Regions from separate parts of the Homo sapiens genome. Here region 1 is linked to region 2. Evidence: chromatin loops called from intact Hi-C (ENCODE). Cell type or tissue: dorsolateral prefrontal cortex. All regions are shown on one strand.

Region 1 (8,000 bases), 270 kb before region 2:
TAATATCCTAAGCAATACTCTCCAATCCTGGGATGCAGCAGAATAACCCCAGGGAGCTTTAATAAGATCGAGATTTCCTGGCTCCACTCCAGACTGCTTGCAGCAGAATTTTCTAGGGTGGATCTTAGAATCTGTACTTGTAAACAGCTCCCCAGAAACCATTTTACACGGAAAATATAGAGGCTATAAAATGCAGGCATACAAGAAAATATAAACATTTTACAATTTAAATTTTACTGCAAGCACAGTCATTACACAAATGACAGTTGGCGGAAACAGTTGTAACACATATGGCAGGTGGTGGGTGTGTTAGTTAGATTGGCTCTGTTGTACATATAAACCCATTACACCCTATGGTTTAGCACAATAGAATTGAATTTCTCACTCATATCAAGTCCATGATGGGTGATCCTGTTTGGCAGGCAGCCCTCCTCCAGGCAGAGATTCAGGAACCTGGGCTCTTTCTATTGTGTGCACCGCCATCTTTAATATGTGGCTTCCAAGATCCTTGTGGAAGGGAAATTAGTAGGTAGGCTCACAAGTGGGTAGTTTTGTGGGCCAGGCCTGGAAGGGTAATACTCCACTTCCACCCATGCTTCACTGACTAGAACTGAGACTATGGATATGCACAAGCGCAAGAGAGGCTGGGACATGTGGTCTGGCTGCTCCTATGAGGACAAAGAAACAGTTTAGGTCAACCACTAGCCAGTCTCTACCCCTCAAAAGTTAACATCTTACAAACTGATAAGAAAAAGGCAAAAAAATTCAATTGAAAATGGGCAAAGGATAAGGGCAGGCCTCTCAACAGAAGCACAAATTCAAATGACGAATGAACATTAAAAGATGCTCAAGTTCATTGGTAGGGAAATGCAAGAAAAGTAACAATGGGCTATCAATTTCCACCTGTCAGGTTGACAGAAGTTAAAGGATGATAACACCTACTACTGGTGGGAGGCAGGAGAGAGTTTACTTATGCACTATTGGTAGAAATGGAGATTGCTACCACATTGTGGAAAGCCATCTGGCATTAGCAATTGAAATTAAAAATGCATGTTCTTTCAACCTGGCAATTCCATTCCAGGGAATCTCTCTGATGGAATAAAAGCAGTATGTATGGATAAATAGGTCCTCAGATAGTTATTGCAACATTATGCATAGTGACAAAAATAGAACCTAAAGTTCCCTTCAAAAGGGGAATAATGTAGTGAATTGTAATTATCACCATTATGGAATATTTTAGTTTTTAAAAAGGTGACTAAGAAGTATTCCCATGAGATATTATTAAATGAGGAAATCAGGAGCCAGAGAAATGTATATTATTCCTTTTTTGAAAATGATACATCAAGGGGTAATCTCTATTGTCTTTTTAAACTTTTGTCATCATCATCTTCATCATCATCATTCGTCTATATCTGTCTATATATCTATGTATGTTGATAAGCGTAGAGAAGGTTGTTAACACTGGTGACCTGGACCAAGTTGTGTGGATGAAAGGAAACAGAGGAGGAACAAGACAGTAACCAAGGTCGCCTTCCCACCAATACTGTTTTTAAAGAGGTAGCAATGAAAAAAACAGCTTGTGTGATAAGACATCATAAAAGCTATATATATATATATATATATATATACATATATATATATGTATATATATATATATATATACATATATATATATACCCATGTGACCTTGGACCCGTTACTTCACCTGGCTGGGCCTGTTGCAAGGAAGGGAGATGATTCCTGTGGATTATATATATATATATATAAAATACATACATATATAAATATATATTATATATGAATATATAAAATATATATTCATAATGAAATGCATGGATTTAGGTCATCAATGTATCAATAATGGTAATCTCAGGGTAGGATTTCAGGTGATTTTTTTCTTCCTTTTCTCTTTATATATTGTTTAAAATTTTAGAATAAATATAAACAGATGGAAAAACAGTGAGTTTTTCATGATATAAAAAAAATTAAAAGCTTCCTGAATGATTCTGATAGCAACCAGGCTTCATCACTGGGGTTTGACTTAGGAAGTTCAAAAAATGGAATTTCAAGCATTGGATAGCAGAGTGGTAGAAAACCATTTCTGAGTGAGGGTTCTTGCTGGGAGCCCAGAAGCCACTCTTCATGAATCACTTCCTGCAGGGGACTGGGAAACGTGAGGAATGATTCCTAAGAGGTATCAGTTAGTTTGGGCTTCAGGTGCCAACTCTTAGCATCTGAAAGTTCTAGGTTGGGGATGGCATCTGGTGGAGAAGTTGGTGGGAGGAAAGCAGTGATGCTTGAGGGGTGGGGCAGGAGTTGAATCTGGGCTCTGCCACTCACTACCCATGTGACCTTGGACCCGTTACTTCACCTGCCTGGGCCTGTTGCAAGGAAGGGAGATGATGCCTGTGGATGCTAGGGGTGGCCCGGTCAGCTTTGTGTGTTTATCAGCTTGTTGGAAATATCAGGGTCATAGTCCTGGTGAAAGCCGTTGCTCAGCTCAGTGGGCAATTGGAGGAGCAAGAAGCATCATCAAGGTGAGAAGTGGGGGCTGTCTCTTGAGGAGAGGGGCTGGGGCAAGCCTGGGCTTGAGAGGCCCTAGTCTCCCATCTCTCTTGACCTCTAGACCCAGCTTCTTGTCCTTTTCCTCCCCCATGCTTTTGGTAAATTCTTGTGAGTTGGCATTAGGTGAGTGTTATCAACTGAATGTTTATGTCTTCCTCAAATTCATATATTGAAGCCCTGGGTCACAGTGTAGTTGCATTTGGAGATGGAGTCTCTGAGGAGGTAATTAATGTTAAATGAGGTCATAAGGGTTGGACCCTGATCCAATAGGATTACTGTCCTTGTAAGAAGAGACAACAGAGAGCTCTCTCTCTCTGTGTGCACACACCAAGGAAAGGCCATGTGAAGATGTAGTGAGAAGGAAGCCCTCTGTAAACCAGGAAGAGAGCCCTCACCAGAAACTAAGCCCTGTTGGACCTTGATCTGGGACTTTCCAGCCTCCAGAACTGTGAGAAGTAAATTTCTGTTGTTTAAGCCATGCCATTTTTTTATGGCAGCCTGAGCAGACTAATACAGTGACGCGTTCATTGTAAATAGTAAAATTCCTTTATTTCATTGACTACCAACAATCTGCTGCTCAAGACAGGCATAGAACCCATGACCCTCAAAATGCTCTGCGTCCAGCAGGGAGACAGATGAGTAAACAGAAATGAATGCTCTGCCGGACAGAGGAAGTACAGGATGGTCCCGGAGAAAAGAGAATGGGTTAGACACCCAGTGCATGTGACTCAAGATTTGCTAACTAGGGCTCCTAAGTATGTTTTCTTTGGCCCCAACAGTGTTTAAATAATTGGGAAACAGAACATAAAAATCTAGGTTTCTATTTTTGCTTGAAAAATCAGTTTCTGGTTGCACTGGGCCTGCATTGCCACATGGAAGCCACTGGATGGCGCAAAGGAGCAGCTGCCACCTTCAGAGACACTGTGAGCTCTCAGTTCAGCAGTGTTCCCACTGCTCCCTAATGTTTCCTTGCTCAGCCTGATGCCCTCACTTATGCCACCTGCCATTTGAGATTCCTGATGTAAACTGTTGCTTTTTTTTTAAGAGCTCGCATATGTGCCCAATTAATTGTAGATTTCCTTCTCTATGTTAGTCAGTGAACCAGGTTAACTCAAAGTACGTCCAAAGCTATGATGCCGACACTATGAAGGTCATTTGGCACCATGTTGTACCAGAGACTCTGGAAATTTCAGAGCTGGGAGGGACTTTGGGAATCACACAGTCTAAGCATCTCATTTCCCAATGTGGAAACAGAAACCCAGAGAGGTGAATTCCCCCGCCCCAGGCCACACATCTGGATAGTGGGTAGCAGAGCCAGGAGAAGAACTCTAGTTCTCTGAACCTTGTCTGCTGCTTTCTGCTCTGAAAAATTGCTTTTTTCCTCCTATTATCTTTGTAGAAAAAGAAAAGTAGCAGTTTGCCACGTAGATTTGGGAAAATGTTGTCATGTGATATTTAATCCATGTTCAGGCACTTTTCTTCACACTGTCAGAGGAATTATCAAAAGAAAATTATTGGAAAGTATTAGTCGTGTATTATGGTTTCCAAGCTCGCAAGCACAGATGTCCACTGGCAAAATTGAAATGAAATTGGAATAAATTAAAACCCATTTTGTTTTCCAGCCCCTGGTAATAAAAAATTCTTGCTGCAGATGAGTGATCGAGCCCAGTCTCCTCCCCCTTATTATTAAACAAAAGCAGAACACAATAAAAATAGAAATGAATGCAGAAATCTGCTCCGGTTTCCTCTTTTGTGTACCAATGTTTTTGTTGGTCAAATCACATTATGAAGCGTCCATTACAATGGCTTATCTTTAGAGGCCCCAAAGTAACTAGTGAGGATGTGAAAGATGGTCTGTTGTAAAGCAGGATTATGATAGCCCCATCTCTTTGGGTCGCTTCATCCCCAAATTTGTGGTGGGAAGATTAATTAAGCATGAAATCCACTAAGGAATCAACAAGATGAGAAGCTGTGTCATGTGGTGGGTAAAACTATGGGTTTGACGCCAGACTTTCTGGGTTCAAATCCCAGCTCTGTTATTGGCTGGAAGTCTGACTTTGGGCAAGGTACTTAACTTGTTGGTTCCTCATTGGTGAGGTAAAGATGATGATCCTGGTCCTTGCCTTCCAGAGTATTTTGAGGACTCAGAACACCAAGTCCCAGTGTCTGGCTTCATAACTGTTATCTGGACCTTTGTGGCAAGTGACAAAAACTCTCCCTTTGACCAGACTTTAGTGAGGCTCCTATGAGCCTCTTCTCAACTGGGCCTTGACCTTGGACTTCTTTGTCTGTGTCTGTCCTTGCCCAGTCAAGTTTTAGTAAGAATCCTGCCAAGTCAGTTTAGGGAGAATCCCCCATGCTTGATATCTGATCACATTAGTTTGTGTTTAGCAAGAATCCTGTTAAGTTGATTTCACAAGAATCTCCTATCCTTGATGTCTTCTCTTAGCAACTTTCCATATCCACTAACCCTCTCACTCTGTTCTTGGCTGACAATCCCACTTGTCCTTGAATTTGAAGTTGAACCTGATCTCTCACACCTATTGCAATACTCCATTGCAATAGTCCTGAATAAAGTCTTCCTTATTGTTTTAGCAAGTGTTAGAATATGATTTTCTTTAACACAGAGAAGAGGGTCTTGTTGAGACTGAGGACCCAGGTGAGTTTGGGGGAGTTACTGAGGACCTGGTGGGAATTTTGTTTTTAGTATGATGAGAGTGAGCAGAAAACAGGTGTGAGCAATTGGGGCTGACTGCTGGCTGTCCCTCACAGGATATCTGCAACCTGATTGGGGTCACTGTGGGCCCAGAGTCTCACCCCATTTTCACACATTCAGAGGTTTGATTCATCAGAGTACTCAGGAGTCAAGGAGGTGTTAGAGTGCAGTGTATGAATCTCACAAAAATCCCTGTTTCACATACACTTGAATTCTGAGTATTCTTCTTAGTAGCTATGGGAGCTTGGCCAGTTCATTTAATTTCTAACTCTCAATTTTTCTATCTCTAAATTAGAAATAACAAAATCTTCCTTTCAGGCGTTCTGATGATTTACCACAACATGGGTTGAAAGCCTCAAATAGCTAAGCAGCTAATAAATAGTCATTATTCATTGGGCTCTGGATAACCTCATCTAATCATTAAACTCACAAGCTAAACTATGATGTGAATTAGTTAATTCACAGGAAGTGAAACACTGTCCAGGTACCAGAGACCTTGTGACTGCATTCCACCCAGGCTTTTGCTTTTCTCATCACATATCTTGGGATGCTGGATCACCAATCCAAGGCTGCACACTGAGCTGGGAGCACATGCAGCAAGGTGACCACAGTGTGGGCATCTTGCCCACACCCCACGCTCACTGTACATGCCTGAGGGCTGCCTACTGCAAATACCTGCGACTCTGCCCTGGAGCTTCTTTCTGGCCATGGGAACACCCTCTGCCCACACAAGGAACAATCTGGAAGCACCTTAGAGTTATTGCCCTTAGAGGCGGCCCCCAGCCAACTAACCAATTAACCCCCTAGGTTAGCATAACTCTGAGCTTCAGTTGTCCACTGTAACTTGCTTGATAACAAGCCCCTTATTGACTTCTTTCCCCTCCCTGTCCCTTTCTCCTCCCTATTTCCCCATGCCCCTATCTATGTTGTCTGAGGTCATCTCCCAAATAAAGTACTTGCACTTGAATCCTTGCCTCAAGGACTGCTTCAGTCTAACACAAAGGGTGATGATCCTATAGGTGTTCCAAGTCGTGGTGCAACGTCTGCGGTGGGCCTACACTTCCTTTGGTATGACATCATACCAGCTTCATGTAAGAGGGTAATGACGGTCTCCTTGAAGGAGACTCAGCAGATATCCATGTGCTGTCTCCAAGGCATGGGCTGTGCAGCCGTCAACGATGTGTTCCATCTTCTACCTGCTGCGTCAAGCTTGCCTGTCAGCACTTTCTCCCATTGTCCTGAGGTTCTGAGGTTCTCTTTCAAGGGGTTAATGGCTCTTGCATTAATGAGCACAGATTTCCTGAACTTGGAAGGGGCTAAGCTGGGGGATTTGGGACCTGAGGGTGTTTGAGTCAAGGAAAAGTTACTGAGGACTTTACTTGACTGGACACGCAAGGGAATCTTTGAGAATTGTGTTGAGGTAAGAAATCCAGCATGAGAGTGGAAAGGTGATCTTTGCTTCCTAAAAAGAGTGTTGAGCTGTGGAGAGCTGAGGCAAGAAAGGGAATTTATTTTGTTGAACCCAGGCAGTGTTCGGGTCTCCACCTTCACTTGCATTTAATTTTCACACAGAGCCTGTGGGCAGGCGTTAGTTCCCAATTTCACGAATGAAGGACTGGAGTCAGATGGTTAAATGACTGTCCATGGCCAACTGGCTCGTCTGTGCTGAAGCTGGGGTTGGGGCCTGGAGCCTGTTCCCTTCCCCTCTGAACTCCTGGATTCAAATGATCCTCCTGCCTCGGCCTCCCAAAGTGCTGGGATTACTGTCAGGAGCCCCTGTGCCCAGCCTGAGTGACCTCTCCTGCTTGTATTCTGTGATGTCTTGGGGCTTGCTCTCAGCTGGCTGCCAGCCAACTTACCCAGGCGGCGGGGCTGCATGTCAGCTTGGTGTGGTCAGAAGGGCAGCCTGGCTGCAGAGCTTAGGAGGTCAGCCTTACTCTCATCTGTGCAGGCCCCCTTCTCAGAGGTCAGAACACAGGTGCACTGAGGCTTAGAGGAGTAGGGGCTCAGGTGGAGAACCATGAAAGGGTGCTGCATGGGGTCGGTAGCCCGAGTGCCATCAGACGTTGAAGCTGCTTTAGGGAAGCCTGGGGCTCACCCAGCAGGCCCTCCAGAGGCTAGAAGTCCCTCCTGCTTATCCCAACCAGGCCACCTGGACTTGCCTGTACCCTCTTCTCACACTGTCCCTATAGCCATTCCTCTAAGGACCAGCCTTCTTCATTCTCCCACAGGACCCACATCTCCTGCTCACTTTGCCCATTTATGAAAATGAAAGTACAGTGTCACCTGAGAGTGACACGTGAGCCCTCTCCAGGTTTCAGCACAGCCCTAGGACCAGGGGGCTCTGTCACATGCCAATAACATGAGTGTGTGGGTAATAGTGTCTTTGCCTGTTGTTGCCAAATGCATATTCCTTCATACCCACATATCTGCTTTGATGAGGTCTCCAAAAATGTTTGCATCCTATATTTTAGGATGCAGGGAACCTGTGTGTGGGGGCAGTGTTGGGGGAAGGCCACTCCTTGGTTTTCCCTGTGGAGCTATAAGATGTGAGCCCCTCTAGACTCCAGGATTGGCCATAGCCCAGGCTCTAATTTCAAGAAGATACTGGGCTTCAGACCCATCTGTAGGATAGCCCCAGTGGATACCCCTGAAAACATGTTCCTTAACACCTTAAAGCTTATTTCTCTTAGCTTTGAATCCTTATGATCCCTCTTCG
Region 2 (8,000 bases):
GACGGCCCTTGTCTGGAGAAGCAGTCTCCTGGGCTTAGCCTAATCTACCAGGGGGCTGGATCGGCAGGGGCTGGATGCAGAGCAGGGAAAATGGCTTTAAATGAAAGGCATTATCTTCCATTCTGCCTCCTAGAAAGGAGTCTTTGGTTGCCAAGCATTTGCATCTGAACTTGGCCCTCTCTCCTGCTCCAACTCCACATCTTTAATACCCTGTAGTTCCCTAAGTGGAAACCCCAGTTGAAACTCCGGGGGCAGCAGGGTTGCCCATGGGAAGTTGTAACAGATCCCCGACACCACTCTCATCAGGTGACAGAAGGACTTCAGGGAAACACAGGCTTATCCAGCTAGAAGGAAGCTTAGAGATCATGGAGGGTCGGGCTCCCTTATTTTACTGATAAAGGAGCCCTTCAGATTACCCTCAAGATTTCCATCAAGCAACCACAAGGTGATTTGAACCCCTCAGGATTTGAGTGGGCCTGAGGTTCAGTCCATGTCCTGTCCTCTTCATCCTGGCCACATTCATCCTCCTCCCTCCTCTCCCTCAGGTTTGCTTCTGCTGCCCTAAGGCACCTCTTCACCAAAGGTCTAAATTCAGCCCATTCATTAAGGGGGACACTGATAACCTGAGGAGGATGAGTCACAGCTCAGCTGTAGCCCCAAGCCAAATTGAACCAGGCCCCTGTCAAGGACCTGTGTTTCTCTAGGCTCTTAGACAGAGACAGTGGGGAAATGGTCATGAGGGGACTCCCATGTCTCTAGGCTGGATGGAATCTAGATTACTTCTTCCTCTAAATCGGTGTTTCCCTGCCTGATGTCTCTCCCAGGAAGATGCTGCATAAAGTGGACCACCCCATTCTCTGGGGCTGCTACTTCACAGCTTCCACCAGCTTCCCTGAAAATGAAAATCCTTCCAGAACAATGCAATCATGATAGTGATGCCACCTGCCAGACAGGCCAGGAAGGCATCAGCAAGCCTCTCATTTCCCCAAATTGCTGAGGCCTTGAACAGGCTGGCTCAGGCCACTTTGTTGCTTTTACTGACGTCCTTTTGGGATTGTATTATCTTAGCAACTGTACTCCTGAAAAGCTTCCTGGGAACTCAACAAGCAGGGCGAAGAATTTGGAAGGCTATGATTTGGAGTTGCTTGAAAGCAAGCAACCAAGGAATCTGGTGATCTATTGCAAGGGATGTTTATGAGACTAGAGTCTGGAATGAGGTGGGGAAGAGCAGCAGCTATAAAGTCCAACAAATCTCACTGTGCCAACCGTATCGGCTCTGATGATTATTGTTGTCATTTTAGGTGAGACTTGTGCCATACCAAATGATGATACCTTGGTTGGAAAAGCTGATGAGAAAGCCAGTGAACACCATTCCCCACAAGCAGGTATAGAAACAAAGCGTCCTGTCTTGAAATTCAGAAATTGAATACCTTCAAGTCATAATTGGCAGGCAAGTGACTTTCTTTTCTCTTCTTTTGGCAGAATCCATGATCACTTCCATTGGAAACCCAGTGCAAGTACTGAAAGTGACAGAGACATTTGGGACTTGGATAAGAGAGTCTGCTAACAAGAGTGATGACCGGATTTGGGTGACAGAGCATTTTTCAGGTACTTGCACTCGGCCTATGACCCATATCTGTGTGGTAACTGTATTTTTCATCTGTTGCCTACCTTTGGGCGTATTCCATTTGTGTGTGTCTGAAATCCCCGGTAGCTGGTGTAATAAATGTCTCTTTATTTTAGAAAGACCAATAAGTGGGCAGAAAACTTTCTTCCTTTGAACATGCTGGTGGCAAGCCTTGAAGTTCAGGTCACAGGGGCATGAGGAGGGTAACCCAGATATCGCCTGTTTTAGGACAAGTATCCAGAAGGAAACAAATAGCATTATGACTGCAGGCCTCATAAACCTCCAAACCATAATGGGAAAAAAATGTCAGAGATGAAATCCTTGTACACCATCCATCTTTCTCTAAGGTTGCCGCCCTCCCAGAAGAGTACTTTTGGCCATCTTTCCCAGCCACCTGTTGGACAGAGAGCCCAGGGAGAAGGTGAAGTTCCACCTTGCAGTCACACTCTATCTGAGCAGGTCCCTAGTTGTACTGTCCCAAAGAGATGTGGTCAGGAATTGCTAGTGGTAGTAACAGCGGCCTCATTAAAGGAGGGGTCTGGCCATAATCACTGGTTGGAGAAATAGCTGAGAAGAAATCAGTTCTTTATTTCATCAAGGCCAGTTATTCAATTGGGAACCTGGTAATAACTGCCCAGATTACCAGGATTCGGGGACTCAAAAAGAAAGTAATATTGTTCATTAGTAGTGGCTGCTGCACAGTGCAGGAAGAGGTGGGAGGAGGCAAGAGGTGATTGCCCAAGCGCCAAGTATCTGCTATTCCTGTTGAAGGCCTATGCCACTCTCATAGAGAGTTTGATAAACAGTATAGAGTGGGGTGGGAGAGGGTGATACATAGTTCTCCCAGGAGCAGCCAGGCCAGTTCAATGCCTACCACATTTGAAAGACATTTCAGAAATCCATATGGAGAATTGGACTTTGAGCTTGGGAGTCTTAGACTCTTCACACTGGACAAGGGACCTTAGGGAACATTTCACTCTCAACTTCCCGCCTTTGAAATTCCTCCCAAGGACTCCCTCCCAAGCTGTGATTGCTGGAGGTAGGTAACAGCCTCTCCCTGGCTTCCCTCCTACAGGCATCATGGTTAAGGAATTCAAGGATCAGCCCTCACTTCTGAATGGCAGTTACACGTTCATCCACCTTCCATACTATTTCCATGGCTGTGGGCACGTTGTTTACAACAACTCTCTCTACTACCACAAAGGGGGTTCTAATACCCTAGTGAGGTAAGTCGCACCACAGCACCTTCTCACGCCTCTCAGGCAGCACCTGTGCTGTGGTGCTTTTGTGAGCAATTAGGGGTAGGGACTGTGTTTTCATCATCTTTGTGTCCCTAGGGCTGACACACTGAGGTCAATCAGGGTTTGTCGACTGAATGAATCACAGGATATGTTAGTGAGCCCCATGGCCCAGCCCCTGCCTGGGGTCTGCATTTGTTGCTGGTCTGGACAGCCCGAGGAAGGTCAGAGCCAGGGAGAAGTAGACCTGGAGTGGTGACGGCCGCAGCTTCCCCATCCTCTGAGAGAGAAGCAGCCCGAACTCATAGCTCCCCCTGGTGGAACGTGCTGCTGCTCCCTGATAAAGTTTTGTTTTGGAAAACTTTGGGTGTGGGGAATTTCGTGTCACAGCTGAGATCATTGAAGACTGGGGAATGAACCCCTAGTCAAGCGTCTCTGCCTTCAGATCCGTCTGTCATCCTGATGGAGTCCTCCCAGGCCGCCCTCTGCTCTCCCATAGGGAAGGGAGGAGGGTCACCTGGGTAGACACTGCCCAAGGCAGCCGCTGAGCCTTCCCCACAAGAATTGCTGAAGTTCTGTCTTTAGGGTTCAAGAAGAGGAAATCAAGCTCTGGCCTTTGGAGGCAGAAGCAGGTCATCTTGGGCAAATCAAGAGAGCAATGAACCGAAAGCCAGGACACCTGGTTTCTGGCTCCAACTCTTGTGCCTCCTCTATGGCCTTGGACAAGAGACAGCACTTCCTGTGTCTCCCTGTCCTCAACTAAAAACAAAAAGATGGACTACAGCCTCTGAGTCCTTCTAGCTCTTCCACTATCTGAAACAGTAAACCCAGTATTATGAATGCCACAGTCCTACTCATTCAAAACAAGAGACAGTGACTTTGAGGGAGGACTGGGTCCCTTCCCTCTCCCTCATCCTTCTCCTACCCTTAGTGAGGTCCAGCTTTAACAACCTTTGGCATTTGAATGCTCAGGTTAGAATGGGGCGAGTTTCCTAGTGTAATATGCGATATGATCAGACACATCGGACACTGGCGTCAGCCGCGGCAGGAAGCATCCCCTCCTTTGCCTCTCACTCCCATCTACATGACACCCCCATCATCATCTCTACACCTCCCTGGCCACCCCATTTGGGCAGTCTTGTGCTAGTAGAAAAAGACAACTGACCTACCACCTGCTCAGTAGTCCCCCTCTCAAGACACACTCTTTCCTCCGATGCTTCTCACTGAATCTTGTGGTTCCCTGCTGCCATGTTATATAGGGCTATTGCCACACGGAGGTGGCGTGGGGGGCAGTTCTGCGGTGGATAACCCCCATAGTGAGAACTGGCCTCTTCAAGGAGGTGTATCTTCTAAGGAAGCTAAGTTTGGATGCAGTGGTTAGGAGGCTGTACTGCTCTATGCCGCGCCACGGACTGGGACCTGACGGAGAAGCAGAGCTGAATTCGACCCTGTAATTGCTGGGAGAGATGGGTCTCACCAAGGAATGCAGCTGTGAGGTGCCAGGACTAGACGGGGCCAAATGGCAGCAGTAAACCCCAGGTATTCAGAGGAAGGAGAACTCCTGTGTACTGAGATGTGCAGGGACCTTCCCAAGCCTCACTATTCTCTAGTTTCTTCACGGTTTCTTGATAGACTTCAAGTCTGTTATGCTCAAATGCATATCCACAGATGCACACAGTTCATGTTTCTTCTGCTGCTCAGTGGCACCCTCTGGTGTTTTCTTTTAGCCTAATGTTCCTGAATTTTCATTCCTGGAGTTACGTACCTTTTGAATTATAATTCACTTTTACAATACAGCCTAGAGTTGGAATCTGTCAAATCATACAGCCTCCAGGAGCTAAGGGGCATGAGATTCCATGCCATAGTTTAATGTATCCAGCCACTTACTTCACAAGAAAATGGTTTTCACAGTCATGACTTTGCAACAGCCCTTCTCACCTGCTGACTTTCTTCTTAACTTAGCAGGCTGTGAAACTCTTTTTTTAAAATTTCAGCAGGGAGTAAAGGAATAACCCCCACACTTAGAGTTAGAAACCCTAAGTTCAACCTCTGGCTCTGCCTCTTACTTGTCTTCATGGGCCAGTTGCTTCTCATTTTTTGCTTATAAAATGAAAAGATTGGACTAGATCCTCTTTTACAGCCCCCTTGCAGCTCTAAGAATCTTTGAGGGGGCATTTCAGGAGGTCAACAAACATCTGGGCATTAGTGAAGTGGGGGTCACATGGCTAGTAAGTGGTCACTCAGATGCAAATTCATTCTGACTTTGGTGATTATTCTGACACCACACCACTGTCTCCCTGTTGCCTCTGCTAGCACAGCCAGTCATTGTCTCTTACAGCCTCACTGCTCACAGCATTGCCCAAGGACCAGCAGAGCAGGCATTACCTGGGAGCTTGTAAGGAATGCAAAATCCCAGCCCTCACCCCAGACCCACTAACTCAGTTTAATAGAGGAGCCTAATAAACCACCTGTCCACAGAAACGGTGATTCATGTCTACTTTTCTTTGTTTGCATATTTCAGATTTGAATTTGGCCAGGAAACATCCCAAACTCTGAAGCTTGAAAATGCCTTGTATTTTGATCGAAAATACCTTTTTGCAAATTCCAAAACTTACTTCAATCTAGCTGTAGATGAAAAGGGCCTTTGGATTATCTATGCGTCAAGTGTGGACGGCTCGAGCATTCTTGTAGCACAACTGGATGAGAGGACATTCTCAGTGGTGCAACACGTCAATACCACGTACCCTAAATCCAAGGCTGGCAACGCCTTCATTGCCCGAGGAATCCTCTATGTCACAGACACCAAAGATATGAGGGTCACATTTGCCTTTGATTTGTTAGGAGGGAAACAGATCAATGCAAACTTTGATTTAAGAACTTCCCAGTCTGTTCTTGCCATGTTAGCATACAACATGAGAGATCAGCATTTATATTCATGGGAAGATGGCCATTTAATGCTTTATCCTGTGCAGTTTTTGTCAACTACCTTAAATCAGTGATGTGCTGCATTCGGCTCCCTTCAGCAAATTTCAGGGGTTTTCTGGGACCAGTTCTCCCCCAACAGGAAACTTGTTTTTTTAACGTCAGCCAGATATTTAGAAAATAACCTCAAAAGTGTTTATATGGTCAGTGAGCCCCGCTTAGTGAAATAGCAACAGATTGGAAGTTGAAATGGCTGAGATTTGGTGATCTCCCCACAGCTGGCTCTGCAAGTTACCTCTTTCTCCTTGGGCCTTAGTTTCCCCATTGGTAATCTGAATTGGCTAAGATGATTGGGGAGATTTTCTGTACCTGTAGGTAATTTGGTGATTCTTGGTGGCTGCTCTTCTCACAACTTTTATGTATCTGCTTCTGTCGTTTAGCTTTTTTAGCCACATGCTGACCAAATTTACCTTTGAGTTGATAAGTCCAGTGGCTTGAGTAGTGAATCCCTCAGTGCTGACTTATATCTTGTTCTTTGAAAAAATGCATTGACTCTTTAAGACATCTAAAGTATCACATTATCCATAATTTATTGCTTTTCTTTGCATCTGCACCTGCCACCACAGAATAACCATTACCCTCAGCTGCTGATTGGGCAGCTCTGAGATTAGCAAAAGCCAGGGACAGCTACATGTTCAGGTTTTTTTTTTTTTTTTTTTTTCAATAAGCTATTTTTTTTCTTTTCTTATTTTAAATAGAGAGAGAGTCTTGCTATGTTTCCCAGGCTGGTCTTGAACTCCTGGGGCTCAAGTGATCCTCCTGCCTTGGCCTCCCAAAATGCTGGATTACAGGCATGTGTGCCTGGCCCAGGTTTCTTAATAAAACAGAATCATGATCTTCCAGGTTCCCCCCAGTTTCTGATCATGTTGATTTGTAGCTGTGGATCATGAACACTGAATCCTCAGATCACTCTGACTTCTTATGCTTCTCCTGTGGATCCACTATCAAAGTACTAAATGCTGTGTAAGTAGACGTTAATCTGGCTGGAACCATGGGAAGCACTTTGCAGTGTTCAGAAGAGAGGCTCCATTTGTGGCTATTATGTAGAACTGGGCCAGAGCCAGTCCATTGCCTGTTTTTTTAAATAAGGTTTTACTGAGCACAGCCACACTCATTTGTTTATGCAGTACGGCCTGACATTGCTTTTGCTCTGCAACAGCAGAGTCGAGTCATTGCAACAAAGAGCATATGGCCCCACAGTGCCTAAAATATTGACCAGCTACCCCTTTATGGAAAAAGATTGCTGACTCCTGATAAAGAATATAAAGTGAGCCTGATTCTTGAAAAAATCAGAACCAGAGCCTGTTTTGTTTTGTTCTAAACTAAGAAGCCGCATAGGATGTGACTTGCGTTTTGAGTAGAGGGGAAGGCTGATAACGGCGTAAGATGAAGTGGCCCTCCACAAAGGCTGGTTAGGGGACAGTTCTTTCTCTAACATAGTTTTAAAGGATGTGATCTGGTCCCCTTGGATGCCAGGAGAGAATCCAGTTGAACTTGCTCCTAAATGCTCTTAAATATGCATATTTTCTGCCAACTCACTTCTTTAAACATCTTTCAGCCCAGCGCTGCGGCCCCGGGAAGGGCCACTGCGAATAGAGAGGAAGCTGGAAAAGTTCCTGGGGCTCTGCAGCCAGGAAGGGGAACCAGGGCAAATCTTATGTAAAGATTTTTCAGCAACTTGTCCCAATTTGTGTGTATTCTGAAACTTTCTCTTTGGGACCAAATTCATTCTCAATGGCCCTGAGTTCAATATATTATTAACAGCAGTATTTTAAAACTTAGGGTTGAACTGGGCATGGTGGCACATAACTGCAATCCCAGCTACTTTGGAGGCAGGGATGGGAGGATCACTTGAGGCCAGGATCTCAGGACCAGCCTAGAGAGATCCCATCTCTAAAAAATAAAATATAAGAAAATAAAACTTAGGGGATATACAGATTTAAATATTCAAATCTCCCTGCTCCCCTGAAAGTCCCCAGGCAGCTGTCAATGACTTGTTTGTTGTGTTCTCAATATGATGGCTATTTGAAACTTCACCTACTTTTCATTAGATTGGTTGTACCATGTCACCTTAGCTTTTAAAAATACTCTTTTCAGATTCACGTTCTCTAACAAAGAGTCTCATGTTCAAGATCAATATGTCTAATAAGTGC

Evidence for each region. Peaks named below come from ENCODE experiments on the same cell type or tissue, not always from the same donor. Only the 100,000 strongest peaks of a DNase experiment are listed, where the experiment ranks them.
Region 1: it touches region 2 in a loop (3-fold over the local background); 2 of 110 quality-filtered maps call a loop at or near these places.

What each region holds. Positions count from the first base shown.
Region 1 is chr15:51,129,630-51,137,629 of GRCh38, forward strand. The region is part of intron 1 of MIR4713HG (MIR4713 host gene); the gene reads left to right. Among named protein-coding and RNA genes, the nearest start is that of TNFAIP8L3, 39 kb to the left of the region's middle. In dorsolateral prefrontal cortex, CTCF peaks have their summits at 3,430 (motif pointing right) and 3,636; DNase peaks (open chromatin) are centred at 403 and 3,462; H3K27ac peaks cover 1,367 bases.
Region 2 is chr15:51,398,891-51,406,890 of GRCh38, forward strand. GLDN (gliomedin) reads left to right here. Exons shown (of 10, transcript NM_181789.4): 7 at 1,302-1,385; 8 at 1,483-1,608; 9 at 2,703-2,853; 10 at 5,387-8,000. The coding sequence ends at 5,864. Among named protein-coding and RNA genes, the nearest start is that of GLDN, 61 kb to the left of the region's middle. In dorsolateral prefrontal cortex, CTCF peaks have their summits at 3,188 (motif pointing left), 4,576 (motif pointing left) and 4,778; a DNase peak (open chromatin) is centred at 3,141; H3K27ac peaks cover 1,433 bases.